Regions from separate parts of the Mus musculus genome. Here region 2 is linked to region 1. The links are chromatin loops, found by intact Hi-C in ENCODE. Cell type or tissue: left cerebral cortex. All regions are shown on one strand. Each heading gives the region's core, and the rest is flanking DNA. Links, peaks and the distances in the headings are about the cores only. Region 1 overlaps Psma5 (proteasome subunit alpha 5). Region 2 overlaps Sort1 (sortilin 1).

Region 1 (9,015 bases), core at 537-8,536:
TTTCAAATTCCTCTTCCTATATGGCTCTCACTTGTGTACACATACACACACAGCACTAACTAACATTTAATTTTCTCTACATATGAAAGCTATATTACAAGCAAACCGCATTTTATTGTGCTTTGTTGTGCTGCACTTAGCAAATACTGCAGATCAGTGGCAACCTCATATTGAACAAGCTTACTGGTAACATTTTCTAAAAGCAATGGATTATTCTGTGTCTGTTATTTCTGATTAATTCTCACAACAGTGTGATCTGTTTGGTAACCATTTTTCCTCTCTTTAGTGTCTGTATTTTCAGGTATGTGCAGATGTGTGTGTGTGGGGGTGTTTGTTGGGGGGGGGGGGTTGCACATGCACCCAAGTGGAAGTCAGAGGACAACTTGGATGTTACTCCACAGATACCTTTTTGAAATCAATCTCTCTCTGGTCTGGAATTCACCAAGCAGGCTAGGCTGCCTACCAAGTCAGCTCCAGTGAGCCACCCGTCTCTGCCTCCCCAGCACTGGGATTAAAAGCCTGTACTACAGACGCCTGGCTGCCCCCTCCATTTTCCAAGAATTTTTTTTTAACGATGTCCATCTTTGTGTGGGTATACACAGGAGTGCAAGTGCCCTCAGAGACCAAAAAAGGGTGTCAGATTCCCTAGAGCTGCAGTTACAGGTGACATGGGTTCTACGAACCAAACTCGAGTCCTCTGTGAGAGCAGTTTGTTCTTACCCACTGAGGCACAGTTCCCATGGCTTTATTAATGTGGTTTCTGGGGATCATGCTTACAAGAGAAGCACTATACTAAGACAGATCCTGGAAACCTAGCAAGTCACTTGTGGTGCTATTGCCGTAATTGCTCGAGTCCCACAAGCCACATTACAGGAATCAACCTTGACAAATGTAGCAGATATCCTCACTGCTGTACTGCCCATCTTTTGGAGGGATTTTTCTACATTCCCAAGACAACAATACTGAACGAGGTCAATCTAAGGATGTTACTACAGTAAAAGGTAGAGTCCCATGCTTCCCGCTTTAAACCAAAACCTGAAAATGAGAACGCTTAGTCCAGTTTATCAAGATTTGAGTTAGGCTGAAAGCTAGGCCTCTTGTGCCAAATTAGTTAAGCAAGCTGTGAAAAGGGAAAGAAAAGGCCCCTTTTTAAAAAGCAATTTTAACAATGTACAGCCTCATGTATTTGTGCAAGTGATCTTCCAGGAGCTACAGTCCCAGCCCTCCCTTTCCCTTTTATATTAACATAAGTTTAGCTGATAAAGCACAGAAAAGCCTGAGCATCAATCAGTTTGGAATGAAAATTCTGTGCATAGACACTATCACACACTCTCATTCATATACTACACCTAATTTTTCATGAAAACAACAGTTCGTTGATGCCACAGACGCTCCTGTATCCCCGTAAGAAGCTGTCACAGCTACCTAACCCTTAAAAGCCACCAGCACCATAGCAAAAGAATTACAATTTGCTTATCATTTTTAGTGGAAAAAAATTGCAATTAAATTGTGAAAAGCTTTCAGACATAATGCTACTTACTACACACTGTGTTGATTTAAATGAGCAATATTCCCACAGGTTCTGATATCTGAGTGCTTGGTGCCCAGTTGGTGGTACTATTTGGGGAGGCTTAGGAGGGATAACCTTGCTGGAGCAAATATTCCCTGGGGGCAGGCTTTGAGAGCTTAAAGCGTCACCCTACTTCCAGTTTGCTTTCTCTTCTTTGTGCTTGCATTGAAACTGTGAGCTCTCCTGCTCCTGGAGCCTTGCATGCCACTTGCTGCCATGTATTCCCACAATGATGGACTCTTATCCCTCTGGAGTCATAAGCCCAAATAAATCCTTCCTTCTATAAACTTCCTTCTATAAACTTGGTCATTGTGTTCTATCATCGTGATAGAAAAGTAACTAATAGTTACAGTATAATGAAAACCTAATTTTTGTATAGACTTATTTATATGCCAAACCTAAAATACCTCTTAAATACGCCTATGTTAATATGAGCAGAGATTCCCTATGTGACCCACCTGGGTGTGGCAGCCTTCAACCATAGAAATGAACTACAAAAACCCAAATCTTCCTATTCTAGAAAGGAAGTACCAACTACTCACTTGCCTCAATATCCACACTAGGCATTATTAACTGCTAAGTGAAGCTGTCAGGATAGAAGACAAACATTGTGCTATAGTCATAGCATGGCATATTATTCAGCAAAAAAAACAAAACAAAACTAACCTAACAGTACAATAAGAAAGCTAGGCTTGGTGGCATATTCCTTTAATCCCAGAGCTAGGAAAGCAGAAGTAAGAGGATCTCAATGAGTTTGAGACCAGCCAAGTCTACTTAGCAAGTACAGTCCATCTAGAACTACAAAGAGAGACCCTGTCTCAGGAACTAAAAAAGATCAGTGGTAAAGCACATTAGTGTAGAAAGCCAGCATAAACTCATAACAACCAAAGTGGCAAAGCTGTATTAATTTCACTTATGAAAAGGACAAGAACAGACAAATCTATACTGGTAAATAGTTGCAAATGAAGAGAAAGATGAATAAGCACTTTGGCAGATAAATTGTGTTCTGTGTCTTGTTTTAGGTTGTGATTCCAGGTCTATAGTTTTACTCACACAGACGTTAAACACTGACTTTAAAGATTGCAAGAACAGTGAGAATGATGGATTACCTTATGGTAAACTTCTTGCAAGGAGCTCTGGGCACCCTCAGAAGCAGAGCCAATTGCTCGAGCATCACACTGTACAAAGGTCCCAGATGGGTCCATGTGAAACCTGAAAAGACATCAATGTTTAAAAGGGCGTCTTAAGCCACAAATACCTCACTAAAAGAAGTATAAGCATTTTACCCTGGAGCCAGGACATGCCACTGCAATACTGAGGCACAGCCCCTAAAGACTTTTTATTTTGAAAAAACAGTTCTTTTAAAGGGTCCTGACTAATGATATACACATCTGTGTACATATGGAAATGTTACAATAAAACCTATTTTATGTGCTAAACAAAAAATTCAAATTTAACATTAAAATTTAAACATTAAACTAATTTTTAAAAAAAGAAAACATTAATAAAATCATGAACTTCCTCAGGATCTTGGGTGAGAGAATGACAGAGAGTATACATCACCATGGCACCTATGTCCACCTAAGACATCAACAGGAGAATGACCACGTATGCCTATGTCAATCTTATGTGCTACACCGATGTGAGAGTGAGCACCACATGGTAACAGCAATGAGGCAATGTGTAAGCTTTAGAGAATTAGTGCTGGCTAGACAGAGGCTTCTTCATGGGTCCCAACACTGGTATAAACAGCACAGAAACACTGGCTCAGAAGTCCTACTTTTCATCAATTTTTGCTTCTTTCCTTTTATTTTTTTATCTCATTTATTCATTCACTGGTTGGTTGGTTTTTTGAACAAAGTTTCTCCGTGTAGCCCTGGCTGGAATCGAACTCACGTAGATCCACCTGCCCTGCCATCCCAAAGCAGGGGTGGGAAATGGTACTTACAGTTGGGGTCCTTTCTCATCAACTCCTCCAAACAACAATGCTACTCCAAAGGGACGAGACTAGAACCAAAAAGAATTAATTTAGAAGAGGCAACAAATAATGAGAGTCCTCAGAAATGTGTGCAGAGGACAAATGTTCTCAGTCCCCCAGAACAGCAAGCAGGCTCAGCACAAGCATCAGAACTAACTCACCATAGCACCTGGATCTGCATCTTCTTCTCCAAACTGCAGAGCCAGATTGGACACAGCCTGGGTCACACTCTCAACTGTCATTGTCTCATTATAGGTGAACCAGTGGTTCTATAAAAAGGGTAAAGAATGATACTGCTTCTTGGTAAAAAGGAAACTCACACCAACCATCACCTCGTGCTCACATGCCTCTTCTGTTTGGGACAGGGTCTCTCTGAATGTCAGACCCAGAACTTACAATCCTCCCACCTCAGCCTCCCAAGAGCTAAGACAGACCACCTGCCCAGATCAACATGTTTTTGTTTTTGTTTTTTGAGACAAGGTTTCTCTGTGTAGCCCTGGCTGTCCTGGAGCTCACTCTGTAGACCAGGCTGGCCTCCAACTCAGAAATCCACCTGCCTCTGCCTCCCCTGTGCTAGGATTAAAGGCGTGCGCCACCGCTGCCCGGTTTAACATGCTTTTCTTGACTAACACTAGCCACTGAGTGCTTGGGTTATATCAGAAGAGGAACAGCTCTGACTGCCAGATACGATGGCATATGCCCATGATCCCCACCCTCAGGAGGATGGTGACTTTTAAGGCTAGTCTGAGCTGGTCACAGAAAGACCATGTCTTAAGAGGGAGCAGGGAAAAATGAAGAGGAGGAGGACAGAGGGAGAGGGTACACACTGATAAGCTCTGGAAATAAGGATGACCTAGAGGCTGCTACCCATGCAAAACAGTGACACCTAAAAACAAGGCAGCAAGTTTAGTTCTTTCACAAAGTCAGTGTAAATATCCAAGTGTCAATTTTCTTTAGACACTCACCTTACCTTGTTAAGAGTTTATGTTAAATTATTACTAAGTATAAAGGACAAACTTGGAAATATGTGCAAAAACTACCTTGTGATTAGTTGTTTCCCTTATTAGCCTACTACAGTCAAAGCACAAATAGCCAAGGATTTGCTTATGGGTTTTTGTTGTTTTATTAAAAAAACAAAAAAAAACCCCAGCATTCCTAACCTGAATTTGTCACCTGGCACAAATCATTGCTTACCAGATGAGAACAACTTTATAAGCCTGGCAGAAAAGGCAGCTGTCAGGATACCCTCTTTCTATGACCACATCCCTCTATGATGGCCCCCAGGTAGTTAATCAGGGGATACAGTGTATGCTTTACACAAGGTGAGCCTAGAAGAAGTAAGAGGCTGTAGGCCCTATTAACCAGAGCTTGCTTTCTGTTGCAATGGCTGGAGAGCTAAGTCCTAAGTCCCGAGGTGTTTTAGCAGGGGAATGGACCCAAAACTCTCAAGAGCCATGTCTAATACGGGCACAGACATTGCAATGTAGCCTTGGTAGCTCTGTCATCACTAAACAAGGACTGCATGCATCACAATGAAAAGCAGAGAAGATGTTGATTTTACCTGTGTCTCCACTCTGGCTTTATCAATTAAAGTTTTAGCATCAGCAATTAGCCCACTCATGGCACAACCTGCAATATAAAAGCAACAGTGACCAATCAGCCAAACACTCTACAGTTTTTCATGCCCATCCACTAAGTAAATACTCTCCTTTCTCTACTCCTGGTCTTCCCTGCTGTGGACACAGATGGTCACAGATGGATTCATCATGATGATAGTAAACCCTCTAAAACTATGAGCAAGCCAGAAAACAAGTTCCTTCTCTTAAGATGTCAGATATCTGGTCACAGTGTAGTAAAAGTAACTAAAACTCATGACCACTGGGCCCAGACAAAACTCTTTCCTTCATCACATCCTCACTGAGTGCACACTGTGCACCACCATAAATAAGACCATCAGTTCCCGGAAGACACGTACCATGCCTCCCTCTATATAGCCACGGAGTCTAACAAGATTTTGTTAATCTTTCTCTGTTGAATGAAGTGATACTAACCTACCTCCAAAAGACAGTTGACCTGAGATACGGCAGACAACATTCCAACTCTAAGATCTGTTTCTCCAGCTATGAAAGGGAATACTAAGCTCCCAGTTACCAAAGCATTTAGCTCTTATGGCCTTTGAGTAATTAATTACTTTGCAAATGTTGTAGTAACTGGGTTGAGTAGGTAAGATAAGCAAATTTGGATAGCCAATTACAATATAAAGCTGTAACTGTAAAAGTATGTATCTTTTAATGTTACATTGTCAAGAGCCAACAAGAAAATTATACTAAAGACAAGAGAAAAGACAGAGAGGGCAGGAAGAGATCAGTTAAGTCTCTCACACAGAACAGGCTGGTCTAACATGACTCCTTTAACACCCTGAACCTTATACACTTTGAAATCTTTGAGAATTACTTTTTTTCTCAGTGGACATTACATTTTTCCACACTATTTCCGCTCCAGCTAGCTTACTACTAGGGTAACATGCATGAATTAAAACACAGCCATCACAGGAACTAGCCAAAGATCCAACCTTAATGTATTAAAGTATAATATTTGCCAAAGATCGGGTTATATTTCAGTGGTAGAGTGCTTGCCTAGCTTGTGAGAGTATCCTGGGTTCAATTCCAAGCACTACAAAAAGTAAAATAGATGAAAAGGCTTTCTGGTAGTAGGTTAAGCCTCAGTTTGGTCCTGAGGCTGCCTTCCACTGCCTAGATTTACGTACTGGCCTCCTGCCTTGAACAGAAGAGCTGTGTGGCCTCCCTTGGATCACAGAAGATTAAGTAACCCACACCAGATCCTATAGCAGCTCCCACTCATCACTCACCTATATGAGCATCGATCTCTACAATCTTCTCAATGCTGCTAGGCTCCATTAGTGGGGAGGTAATTCTCTTCTCCACAGCTAGACATACACCCTCTGAGGTCTGGATGCCAATGGCTGTAGAACCAAGCTAAAATGAAACAAAAACAAAAACCATGCTGTGGTTATCACACAGCTTAAAGAAATCCTTGCACAGCTTCATAAGCAGAAACTCAGTTATCCATACCTAGGATGCAGGAAGAACAGAAAGCATCTAACTGTTCCCTTGACTAGCAAAAGCATTTACAGAATCCTGTACATGGGCTTAACCTCAAATGAGCAAGGATTGGTCCCCAGTCTATAAGGTCAGAACACATCTGAAAATTTCTATGTTAGCACTAGCACTGGGAGGAAGAATTCTAAAGTTCTAATCACAGGTTTTTGTTTGTCTTCTTCTGGAACGGTGGCTTTTACCTCTGCCATCTATGAGTCTGTCCAATAGTTATGCTCCCCAAACCCATGTCACCCAGGGAAAGAAAAGAGGAAAGGGATAGGGACAGAATAGACGCCATCCTCAGTAACCACAGGGAAATACTAACTTAACCCAAAGTCACTAGCAGTCCAGTGTAGTAAAGTCACCGTTTCACCTGTGTCACCTATACACCTCAGCACTATGAACTCAACTATCTGCAGAATGAAGACAGTCCTGATAGCTCCATAGAGAAAATGGTGTCTACCATATAATAAACAAGTGTTCCTGTTACATGCCCCCACCGCCCAATCTATTCCTTGTGAAATGGTCTCATAGAATTCTAGCCAGGCTGAAATTTTCTGTGTAGACTAGGTTTGTTTCTGCCTCCTAAGGCATGAGCCACACTTAGCATCTTTGTCTCATATTTAGTCTTTTGCTCTAAATGTATCTTTTATTGGTACACTGAGGGGAAAACTGTGATTTTTACTGTATTTCTCTTAAGAACTGATGCTCTCTGTATTGCCTTTAATTAAAAACCAAATGAGCTTCTCATAATCTAATGATGCTATCTTTCACCTCCAACTTTATTATTAACTGACTAACCCCTTAGGTACAACACAACTGTTCAAAGTATTACATTACTAGCAGCAACACTACCACCTTTCCTGAAGCTGTCTCCTGTGGAATGTACTCTCCTTCTGCCTCTCCAAATGTATCCACTCGTCATAAAGTCGCCTAAGACCATGCTTTATTCCCTGGATTCCCACTACATCTACTTATTTCTATATAACAATGACCCGCCAACTGTGAACACTGATTAAACCTGATATTGTTAAAAACAAACAAACAAACACAGAATTCCATAAATCTTTTTAAACGTTTTAATTCACTTTTATTTATGTGTTACTTAGTGTGTACGTTCCCTTATGTGAAATCCTGCAGAGGCCAGAAGATGTCAGATCCTGAGGCCTAGAGTTACAGGGTTGTGACCCACCCAACCCGAGTTCTGGGAACTCAACTCTGGAAGAGTTCTCCAGCCCATCCAGGAATCCACACAAAAAGCATGGTTTAGACTGAATGTGCTCAAAATAGTTCTGATTTTTTAAAAATTTATTTCATGTATATGAACACTCTTATCTGCATGCACACCTGCATGTCAGAAGAGGGCATCAGAACCCATTACAGATGGTTGTGAGCCACCATGTGGTTGCTGGGTATTAAACTCAGAACCTCTGGAAGAGCAGTCACTGCTCTTAACTGCTGAGCCATCTCTCCAGCCCCAGTCAAAATACATGACATGAAGCACCTTAAAGGAGGAAGGCCTGGTGGCAGGAAAGGGCAGCTGCTAGTCACACTGCGCACACCATCAGGAAGGACAGACAGCGAGTGCTAGTGCGCAGCAAGCTTTCTCTTTTTATCAAGCACAAGAGCAAAGCCCAGCTGCTGTGGCCCTCAGTGAGGGTAGGCCTCCCCACCACAGTTAACTGGAGGCTTTCCTCCTCGGTGATTCTAGGCCTGTTAACGAGTACATCATGTCTCATGCATATATATTACTCTCAAATGCTCACAGTATGGCCCAACCATGAAAAGTTCTACTAGCACAACTACTGATAAATTTGACAAAAATTGCTATGTGTAAGCTATTTGAGAGGTTGCATTGACTATGTCCAATCCTCTAGGCAACTGTGGGTGGCCAGAGAACAGATATGCAGAAATTTATTCCATTATGAAAAGTGTGTAGATGATGCCTATCAGATGATGCCCATGTTCTCAATAGAAGGTGATAAAGGAACTGAGAGTGGGGCTGGAGAGATGGCTCAGCAAGCCAGAGAACCTGCTGTTCTTGCAGAGGACCTGGGCTCAGTTGGCAGCATCCAAATGCTGGGTGGAACAGAACCATACATAATCAGCACTCCAAGGGTCCCAGTGTCCTCTTCTTGCCTTTGAAGGCACACTACACATGTAAATATAGGTGAGGAAAAACACCCACACTCATAAAAATAAAAATTAATCTTAAAAAAAAAAGAAGCTTTAAGTGCTGCCTCAGAGAAGTTGAAATTAGATGGTATAGCCTAAAGGATTGTTTTTATTACATAATTTATAGAGACATCTTAATCTTTGATTCTAAAACTACATATGTGAATATCCTA
Region 2 (9,015 bases), core at 360-8,359, 82 kb before region 1:
TGAACAAAGCTCTAGCTTCACTTGCTGTTAGCCTCTAACTCTAACGGACTTTAAAGGCCCCAACTCAGAGGCCACACAGTTGTTTCTCACTACCTGAGCTGTAGCACTGTGACGATGGGTCATGACGCTGGGTCATGACGATCAAGGTGGCTCTTGTTCATTTTCAGGGGCTTTTGTTTTGTTTTTAAGACAGGGTCTCAGTATGTCACTCTTGCTGTCCTAAAACTCACTAGGTAGGCCAGGCAGGCCTTGAACCTACAGAGATTGGCCTGCCTCTGCCTCCCAAGTGCTGGAATTAAAGGAGTGTGCCACCATACCCAACAATTTTCAGGGACTTAAATGGCCACAACTCAAGTGACTACGCAGGGGATCCTTTGAATGACTCAGGACAATTCAATGGTTAACTTTTTGACATTAAAGGACTAAAACCTCTAACCTGAGACTATGGGAGCAGCATTTCTGAGCGTTTGTGTGCATGTGTTCTGTGAGGAGCTATGAAACTAAGTTACACATGTGCCCATATTTATTTATGCTCATGGAAGCCATTCCCCCTTCCTTTCTCAAGATAGGGCTTTCTAAGTAGAATTGGCTAGCCTAGAACTAGGTGTGTAGTACAAACTGCTGTTGAACTTAAGGGGACCTCCCACCCTATAGCCTGAGTGCTGGGGTTACAGACATACGCTGCCCACCAAGTTTCATCCTCTTTCCCTACAAATGTCGCTAAACCCTATCCTTAGGACAGCAGGCTTGGCCACCTCCTTGGGAAGTTCTGTTTTGCAAATGCATTGTTTTGTTGACTGAAATATTAGGAGGTAGGCAAAATGGGTCTGGGCCAGGTCTGGAGGCAGGGAAGGGCGCTGCCCATGAGGAGATTTTGTGTGGTTTCAGGGCCTGCACAGACTTAGCATTTCTATGTCTGTGCCTTTAGACTGCACCCCAAACTGAGTCCTGGAGAAAGCTTATTAACAAGTAGCACAAAAAATGGGAGAGGGGAGTCCTTGGGAGAGCACTGCGTTGGCTCCTGTGGAGGCCATTTGAATAGAAGATTAATAGAAACTAATTTGCACAGGAGTCAATGGTCCCAGGAGGCCAATAGTTTATCAGAATATTTTCTCATCACAGAAGGTCTACTAGATGGTGATTTCATGAATGTCCGGAACATCGCTCACTCAGAACCGTGTGGCGCTACCACTTCGGCTCAGGGAGGTGAGAGCGCGATGTGGGAGGCCGCCTTACCCATTTGTTGTCAGGTGCTCCTCCTTGCCGTACAGACAGAACTCTAACTCATGCCCCTTCAGTTCAGGCTGCTCCACGCACTCTGAGGCGTTCTCCGGACGGAAGTAGCCAAAGTCACTGTAAGAACCAACAATAAGGATACTTTTGAAGTTGCCTGCCTACAAGCCAGCACGCGACTGGTAGGTCAAGTGGAGAGCTGACATTCCCATTGTGGATGCTCCAACTGAGGTGAGAACAGCTGCGAGGAATGGGTTGGGAAAGCTATGGCGTCCTTGCAGATCCATGCTAGAATCTTAAGTGTCTTTCACAGGTCCCTGTGTTAAAGGCACGGTCCCCAGTGTGGAGCTACTGAGAGGTGGTGGAGCATTTAAAGGTTAGGGCCTAATGGGACTCCCCAACCCCCATGGACTGACTTGCTCTGCCTCGCATTTCTGCCCTGCAGTGCTGCTCACGCTCAGACACTGCATGTGTGGTAGCATGTGTAAAATGCCCATACCCAAGCATGGAGGCCAAAAGGTACTGTCAGGTGTCTTCCTCTCTGCCTCTCCTCCTTGGCGATTTTTTTGAGACAGGGTTTCTCACTGAACCTGGAGCTCACTGACTGACAGACTAGCTAGGCGGGCCAGTGAACTCCAGATCTGCCTGTCTCTCCCCTATCACTAACACTGAAGTTGCAGATGTGTGCCGCCTTATGTGGGTGCTGAGGGTCAGAATTCATCATCTCATGCCTGTACAGCAAGCATGCAGGCCACTGATCCAGCTCCCTGCCAGCCCCTTCCATTCCACGCCGTCTCTTTGTAGTACCTCTCATCCACCCTCCCTTCCCTTCTGTGAGATCCTGCCTCTTTTCCAAGGTTGACCCTTGACATGGACAGCATCCATGTTTTGGTCCCACCACCCTAAGTCCTTGCACACAGACTATAAGAAAGGACAACTGATCTCCTCCACTCATTAGTGTCTTCTCCTCGGCCTCCATGTCTACCCTATAAATCATCCCTTATCTTTTAGTTGGGCAAATCTCTCCCTCCCTCCCTTCCTTCCTCTCTCCCCCAACCCCTCTCTCAGGGTTGAATACAGGGTCTGATATATGCTTGGCAAGTGCTCTAGCCCTGAGCTATATCCTGTGTCTAGCCATATTTCGTGCAAGAATACTTTTAATTACCTTATTTTGCTCATCTAGACTATAAGCCATTCCCACCTCCTAGTGCTGGGGACTTAATTAGACTCTGACACACATGAAGCAAATTTGTTACACTAAACCAAATGACATCTCTAGCTCCTCATTTATGTTTTAGTTCCTGTATTTTGTCTTCAACACCTTCTGCAACTTTGGGAATGAATGCCTAAGGCCCCACGAGGCTTACTGATCAACAAACCTAACATCGTCTCCTCCTTGGTTCCGTGTCTGTTTACAACAGTACCTTTCTTCCACCATCTGAAAGGGAAACTTAAGCTTGAAAGTCCTTGACCTGAACTCTGATCCATATTTCTCTTTTTTAAAATGTAGCTCTAGAGGTTACACTATAGATGAGGCTAGCCTGGAGTTCATGGGGCTCTGCCTGCCAAATGTTTCTCTGACTCCTCTCAGCCTTCCTTGGTGTGCTGTGGGTGTCTAAGCTCCCAACAGGCCTCTGGCTTCTCTGCCCCACTTGCTCATCAGCACTCAGCTTGATGCCACCACCTCAACAAGCTGCTCCGAGGTCCCCCTCCTTTTCAGCACAGGGGACCCTTCTCCTCTCCTCACTACCGCTTCCTGTGTGTGTCTGGTGGGGGAAAATGAAAGAGGCTTTCAAGCTGTGCTGTCTGTCTGTCCATCTTATCCATTAAAGGCCAAGGGGGAGGTACGGGGTGAGGACAGATCTTCCTCACAGAGGAAACATTCTCACAACCCTGCACTCTGCAGGACCCCAGCTCATTAGGAGACAGCAGCTCAGGGAAAGAGGCCCCGGAGGCCAGGGTAAGGACAGGACAACCCCTCAGAGTGACCCCACGCTTGCCTGGCAGTCGAAGGTGAGCTGAGTGATGTGTTTCCTGTGGAAATGAGGATGGGAAGAGCCACCGAGGGTTGGACCTGAGTTTCCTTCAGACCTGCATTGAGCTGTCACCTGTAGTTCAGGGGACTATGACAAGGGGACAAGAGTACTAGCTGTCCTCTTTGTCCAAGTGCTTTGGGAAGCCAATTTTACTTCCTGTCTGTCACAAGCAGCAAGTTATCACCTGCAATAGGAGGCAGCCCTTATTTGCCCCAAATGTCCTCATTTAAGTGACATTGGCCTCTTGTATATCAACTAACACCAGATCACCACATAACTAACTAACTCTTGATCTCTGATGGTCCTGAACTTTAGGGAGTACATCCTGGTGGCCTCTATATTCACTGAGACCTAGGCACCATGAACATAATGATGTCACTTCTACTCTCAGGACCTAATCACCACCCTTCAGTCCTCAGTCTTGCAGATGATCCAAAGCCTTCCAGAAGCCACCTGCCAAGTCCAATTTCCTCCCCGGCCCTGAGCTACTGTTCCTGTTGTTTTTAGTTTATCATTTTGTAGACTGCCCCTGCAACCCTTAGTTTAGTTTTGAGACAGTCTTATGTATTCCAGGCTATTACCGAACTGCTCCTACCCCCACGTGCTGGGATTACTGCATAAACCAACACACATGCTTTATTTGATGTTGGGGATTGGACTCAGGGCTCCGTGCATGCTAGGCAAACCCTGTACCACCCGAGTTACACGCCAGACCGCCTCTTCTTATTTAATTTCTGTCCTTCCCACCATGTCCATGTCACGACCTCTAAGGCTGGACAGTCTGTGTCCAGTGACTATCCAGTATGATAAAGTAATCTGTGAAGTGTTAGTACCGTTTGGTCCCCTTTCTCTGGGCTTCACTTTTGTGGACAGCAGGCAAGAGTTATTTAGTCTGGTGGAGAGGAATGTCAGGATTTCTTAGCTGGATAAGACAACTATTTTCCACCTCCCCGAATGTGGGACAGGGGCTGACAGAGGGATCTGAGAAATGCTGATACCAGAGGAAGTCCTCCAGGGAACACGGACAGACGGATGGCTGCTTGGCCACAACATAGTCTCGACCATTCTGACAGACGGATGACTTCCGTAGCCGTAGGAACTGTTCTTTATAGCCCAAAATGCAGCCGTCTTTGTAATCTCCAGGGTCTGTGGAGTGTGCCAGCCACGTGGTATAGTCATCCTCTTCACCTAAAGGACAGACAGAATGTTCAGGAGTCGGCATAGCACACAGCCCACCCACAAGAGAGAGGCAGCTGTCAGGCTCAGGGGAGGAGGAGGGGAGGGAAGGCAGGTGAGCTGTCTTATTCAATCTCTTGCTTCTGTCTGGAGTTGCAAACACAAAGTCACTTTAGTCTAGAACCCACTAGCAGTTGCACTTCCTCATAGCAAAGGAAGACTCTCTCTGTATCGCCTTCTGTGGGGGGGATTAGGAGAAATCTTTGTTTTAAAGTGAGGTTGTACAGGGAGCACTAGAGTCTTCCCAAACCAAGAGGCTGCGGTCTGCCTTGATGGCCTGGTCCCTCCATCCCTGGAGCTGTCAGAGACAAGCAGCCATGTTTCCCATACGTTGGCCATTTGTTTAGCATAAGACACCAACAAGAGCCCAGATTCAGGGTTGCCGGCCATACTTGGCTTCCAGCAGAGGGGAACCGGCCTCTTCCTAGCTTTTCTCTAGAGCCCACTGGCTCTCTGACGGCCAACATCTGCTTCTGCTTCAGTAGACAACATCATCTGCTCCGGGGACAATGCTCCTAGGTTGGAACCTAGAGTGTTGCCTGGGTTTTTTTTTTGGGAGGACTTGAGGACCAGCAGTGAGCCAGCCTGCTAGGGGACAGGTGTGTAACAAATATTTGAGAGCTAATATAGTAATATAGAGTTCCCTGCTGAGGATGAACTCACAAGCCAGCTCTGTCCACCTTCTTTAGTGCATTTAGAAGCCAAGTGCACTCAGGTTATGAATCACACTTAAGTGTCTTATAGAAAAGGAAGTGCAGGCTGAGAGTCCTGCATTACAGGTGCTGCAGGGTGAACCCAGGGGACACCCGTCTCTAAAATGACTCCTGTAAGCCCTTGGTTGTATGATGCCGACAGTGAACGCAGGCACCTTTCCCATAGTGTTTTCTTTTAGTCTACATCTTTCTCATTGAGACACTACACTGGGTTTGTTTGCGACACTCTGGGAGCGCCATGTGCTGGACACTTGCTTCTGGAAGTCCTCATACCTGCCCAGGGTTTAGAGTCTCCACTAGGACTCACATTAAACTCAACCTCCATGTGAAACCCCTCCCTTCAGTGTTCTGAGTAACAGGGTCAGAGAGCGGACCTTCCAAACGCTCCCCTCCAAAGCTTGCTTTCTACAGTCCCAATGCATCCAATGTCCTACAGAGGGACACCCCCCTCCCCAAATGTCACAAAATCACTTAAGACAAACAAGGCAAAAGAACGTCTCATAAATGGTACAAAAGATCTTTCCTGCAGGGCAGAGTACACTGTCCTATATGGCAGCCCGGCTCCTTCACCCCCACTCCTGCCAAGCATGGATGGATGAATTGAGACTTGCTCAAGAATGCTGACTTAAAAGGAAAAGGGTGAACTATCAGGGATCCTTCATATCGCTTACATGTTGAAAGAATAATGTTTCGGACATTTATAGATAATTCTACCATGGAGATGTAGTTCACCTTCTATTTTATAACATAGCTAACAGAATAATTTAAATTATACAGATGCCCCTTGTATTTCCTGTGGACAGCACTAGCCCCAGCATGACTTCTCTGTTCCATCCTCCATTGACTTTCATATGCATATGCATCTGAGTACCCTGGTTGAAAGAGATTTTCTCTGAATGGGTTATTTGGGGAAAAGGGTTTACAGATTTCTGGTGGGAAATTCCGAAGGAGACACTCACAATTCCGCTCAAGGATGTCTTTGAAATCGACTGTGTAGGAGACCCACTGGCGGGTAATGAAAGACTCTGTGAATCCCCAGATGCTGATGTTCATGGACCTGGCTCCAGGCTCGGAAGCAAGCCCAGTGAAGTAGATGGGCTCCTGTGTGAACACATAGCTCTGCCAGCACTGGCCTTCATCTGTGGAGAACCTGAAACCCGAGTTAGAGAAGGATCATGACAGAGGACCAGCATGGACTGGGGATATCAGGAAAGCAATCTAGCCCTTTGGTCCCAGACCAGGGGACACCCTTGTAGTTAGAGGGTGACTTATGTCTGAAAATTACTTTAATTTCCAATACCTCTAGTTAGCAGGGTATGAGAAGGGATTCACTCATAGAAGGCATGGAAGAGAATACCTCTCTCAAAGGAAGACAGAGGCATGGCCCAGGGAAGAATGAGTTTCTAAATTAATAAGTTAATTCTAAATTAATAAGATAGACTTGAAATACCTAGAATTTCTTTATAACATGTGCACTGAAGTTAGAAATTAACTTGGTAGAGTGCTTGGGCATTTCTACATTTTGGGCAGTGGAGAGAAAGAAGATTGTTATTTTTCATTTAATCGTGGGTGTGGGTATGGAAGGATTGTTTTTAATTTACACCATGTGCATTCTGGGTATTGAACTCTGATCGTCAGGCCTGGCAGCAAACACCTTTACGTGCTTAGTCATCTTGCTGGCCCAAGAGAAATAGTCTCAAAAAGTGATAAAATCTACAGCTGGGAGGAGTGAGAGGGGAAGTGGTGTTGAGCAATCTGGCTTGCTTCCTCACAGAATCCCTGTGAAGGAGCCTTTGCCAGAGGTCTACAGAATCTAACCATGTAAATCAGGGTTGGGGTCGGGCTCTCCCTGCAGTAAGCCCGAGAACTTCCCCACCACTGCCTTCTATGCAGATACTGTGTGGGGAGCTTCGAGCATGCATACTTAATCACATTGATAGGACGGTTGCTGTGCTCAATGGCCACAATGATGCCTCCAGAGTCCAGGATGGTATAGTAATGTGGTCCTTCTAGCATCTTCGCCCAGGAGTAACCCCCATCATCTGAGATGTACACATCTGGGACCATCACCGAGATGGCATCTCCCACACTACCTGAAAAGTAATTGACCATTAGCATCCATCAGCAATGAAGCCGCGAGGAGTTACTGACAAGAGGAAACCTTTGAGTGAGTTTACTGTGTTTGTCACCAGGCCTGTTATAGTAAAATGATGGCCATCAAGGCTTAGCTGCTGCTCTTGCCAATGAGAGTCTAAAAGAGCCCAAAGAGTTGTTGCAATACTGGAAATTCTATCAAAGGATCCTGTTCTAGTCACCTCAAGCTGGACATGTGACACAGCTTAGCACCGTCTCTGGGGAATCACAAGGTGAGGGACTGCCCAGGTCAGAGTGGGCTATACCCACGTTTGTGAGAGATTGTCTTGATTAATGATTGGCCTTGGGGGGCCCAGCCCACTGAGGAGCACCATCAGTCCTCTAGGTAGGTGGTTTTGAGTTGTATAGGGAAGTTAGCTGCCGACGAGCCTGAAAAAGGTGAGCCAGGAGCAAACAGGCTCCTCCCGGGTCCCTGACATGACTTCCTCAATGATGAACTGTGACCTGGAAGGATAAGATGAAATAAATCCTTTCCTCCTCAGGTTGCATTTGGTCAGAGTGGTTTATCACAGCAACAGAAAGGACACAGAAACAAAACAGAGCAGCTACCTACTATGTGGGGTGAGCTTGTGGGGTGTGTGTGTGTGTGTGTGTGTGTGTGTGTGTGTGCATGTATGCATACACAAGCCCAAAGGCAGCGCTGTCTCTCTGTGCTTGGTGGCTCAGTCCACAATTGTGAGAGAGAGGGCTCCTTACCGTGAGCGATGACTATGCCCACAGCATTGGGCTCGGAAAGTGGGGCCATTGGAACGTTTAGCTTCTGGGAGATGCTATAAGAAGCATGGATATGAAGGCTGCACTGTGAAGAGAAACCAAAGCCCAGATTAAAACCAAAGACTTGATGGCCTCAGTCCTTTCACAGAGCCTCCCAATAAGACTGTGAATTTAACTCAAACCTCAGTGGGATGATTAAAAAAACAAACAAATAATAACAACAAAAAACAACCTGGTAGAATTCACTTAATAAAATGTACTATCTGGCTTTTTAAGTATAATTTAGGGATATTCTTGCTTAATTAGCCTTCAGAACCTTCTCACCATGTAAAACTGAAACCACCACATTTAAAGCAACAAGTCTCCACTTCTGTCTCCTGCGCCTGAGGAACCACGTTCCATTCTTTGTCTCTGGAGACCTGACTACTCTAGGGTCCCTTTGGGATATTCACTCATAGAAATGAATTGTACAGAAGCCATCTTTTTTTGTAATAGGCTCATTTCACTTGCAGCAATGTCCTCAGGGTTGATCATTTGTCAGATATCCTTCCTATATAAAGCAAAATAATATTCCATCTTGGGTGGTGGCGGGGTGGGGAGTGTATACGATACTTTATTAGCCCATTCAACTACTGATGGCCTTGCTTCCACTGCCTTGGTCACTGTAACTAGTGACCATAGATGGCTGGCACGATTATTTTATTAAGATTCTGTTATCATTTTTCCCCCAGCTGGGAACCGAAACCAAAAGCTTTACACTGATTAGGCAAGTTGTCTACACCCAGGGTACATCCCTAATCCTTATTTTAAAATTTTTTATTTTGATATTGGGTTTTACTAAATCACCTAAGCTGCTGACTGTGCCTCAGCTTCCCTTGAGGTTGGGATGGCAGACATGTGAGACCACGCCCAAGCTCAATTATTGTTTT

What was found. Hi-C counts contacts between places; a loop is a spot of excess contacts. Peaks named below come from ENCODE experiments on the same cell type or tissue, not always from the same donor. Only the 100,000 strongest peaks of a DNase experiment are listed, where the experiment ranks them.
Region 2: a loop joins it to region 1, with 2.1 times the contacts of the local background. A loop is called at or near these places in 2 of 42 quality-filtered maps.

What each region holds. Positions count from the first base shown.
Region 1 is chr3:108,262,595-108,271,609 of GRCm38, reverse strand. Psma5 (proteasome subunit alpha 5) reads right to left here. Exons shown (of 9, transcript NM_011967.3): 3 at 6,418-6,544; 4 at 5,110-5,177; 5 at 3,710-3,817; 6 at 3,519-3,577; 7 at 2,680-2,782. Among named protein-coding and RNA genes, the nearest start is that of Psma5, 10 kb to the right of the region's middle. In left cerebral cortex, for the core only: a CTCF peak has its summit at 8,051 (motif pointing right); no DNase peak of the experiment used is centred there.
Region 2 is chr3:108,344,010-108,353,024 of GRCm38, reverse strand. It overlaps Sort1 (sortilin 1), which reads right to left. Exons shown (of 20, transcript NM_019972.3): 12 at 8,069-8,171; 13 at 7,143-7,311; 14 at 6,178-6,368; 15 at 4,268-4,457; 16 at 1,237-1,353. Among named protein-coding and RNA genes, the nearest start is that of Mybphl, 16 kb to the left of the region's middle. In left cerebral cortex, for the core only: no CTCF peak of the experiment used is centred there; a DNase peak (open chromatin) is centred at 4,504; H3K27ac peaks cover 468 bases.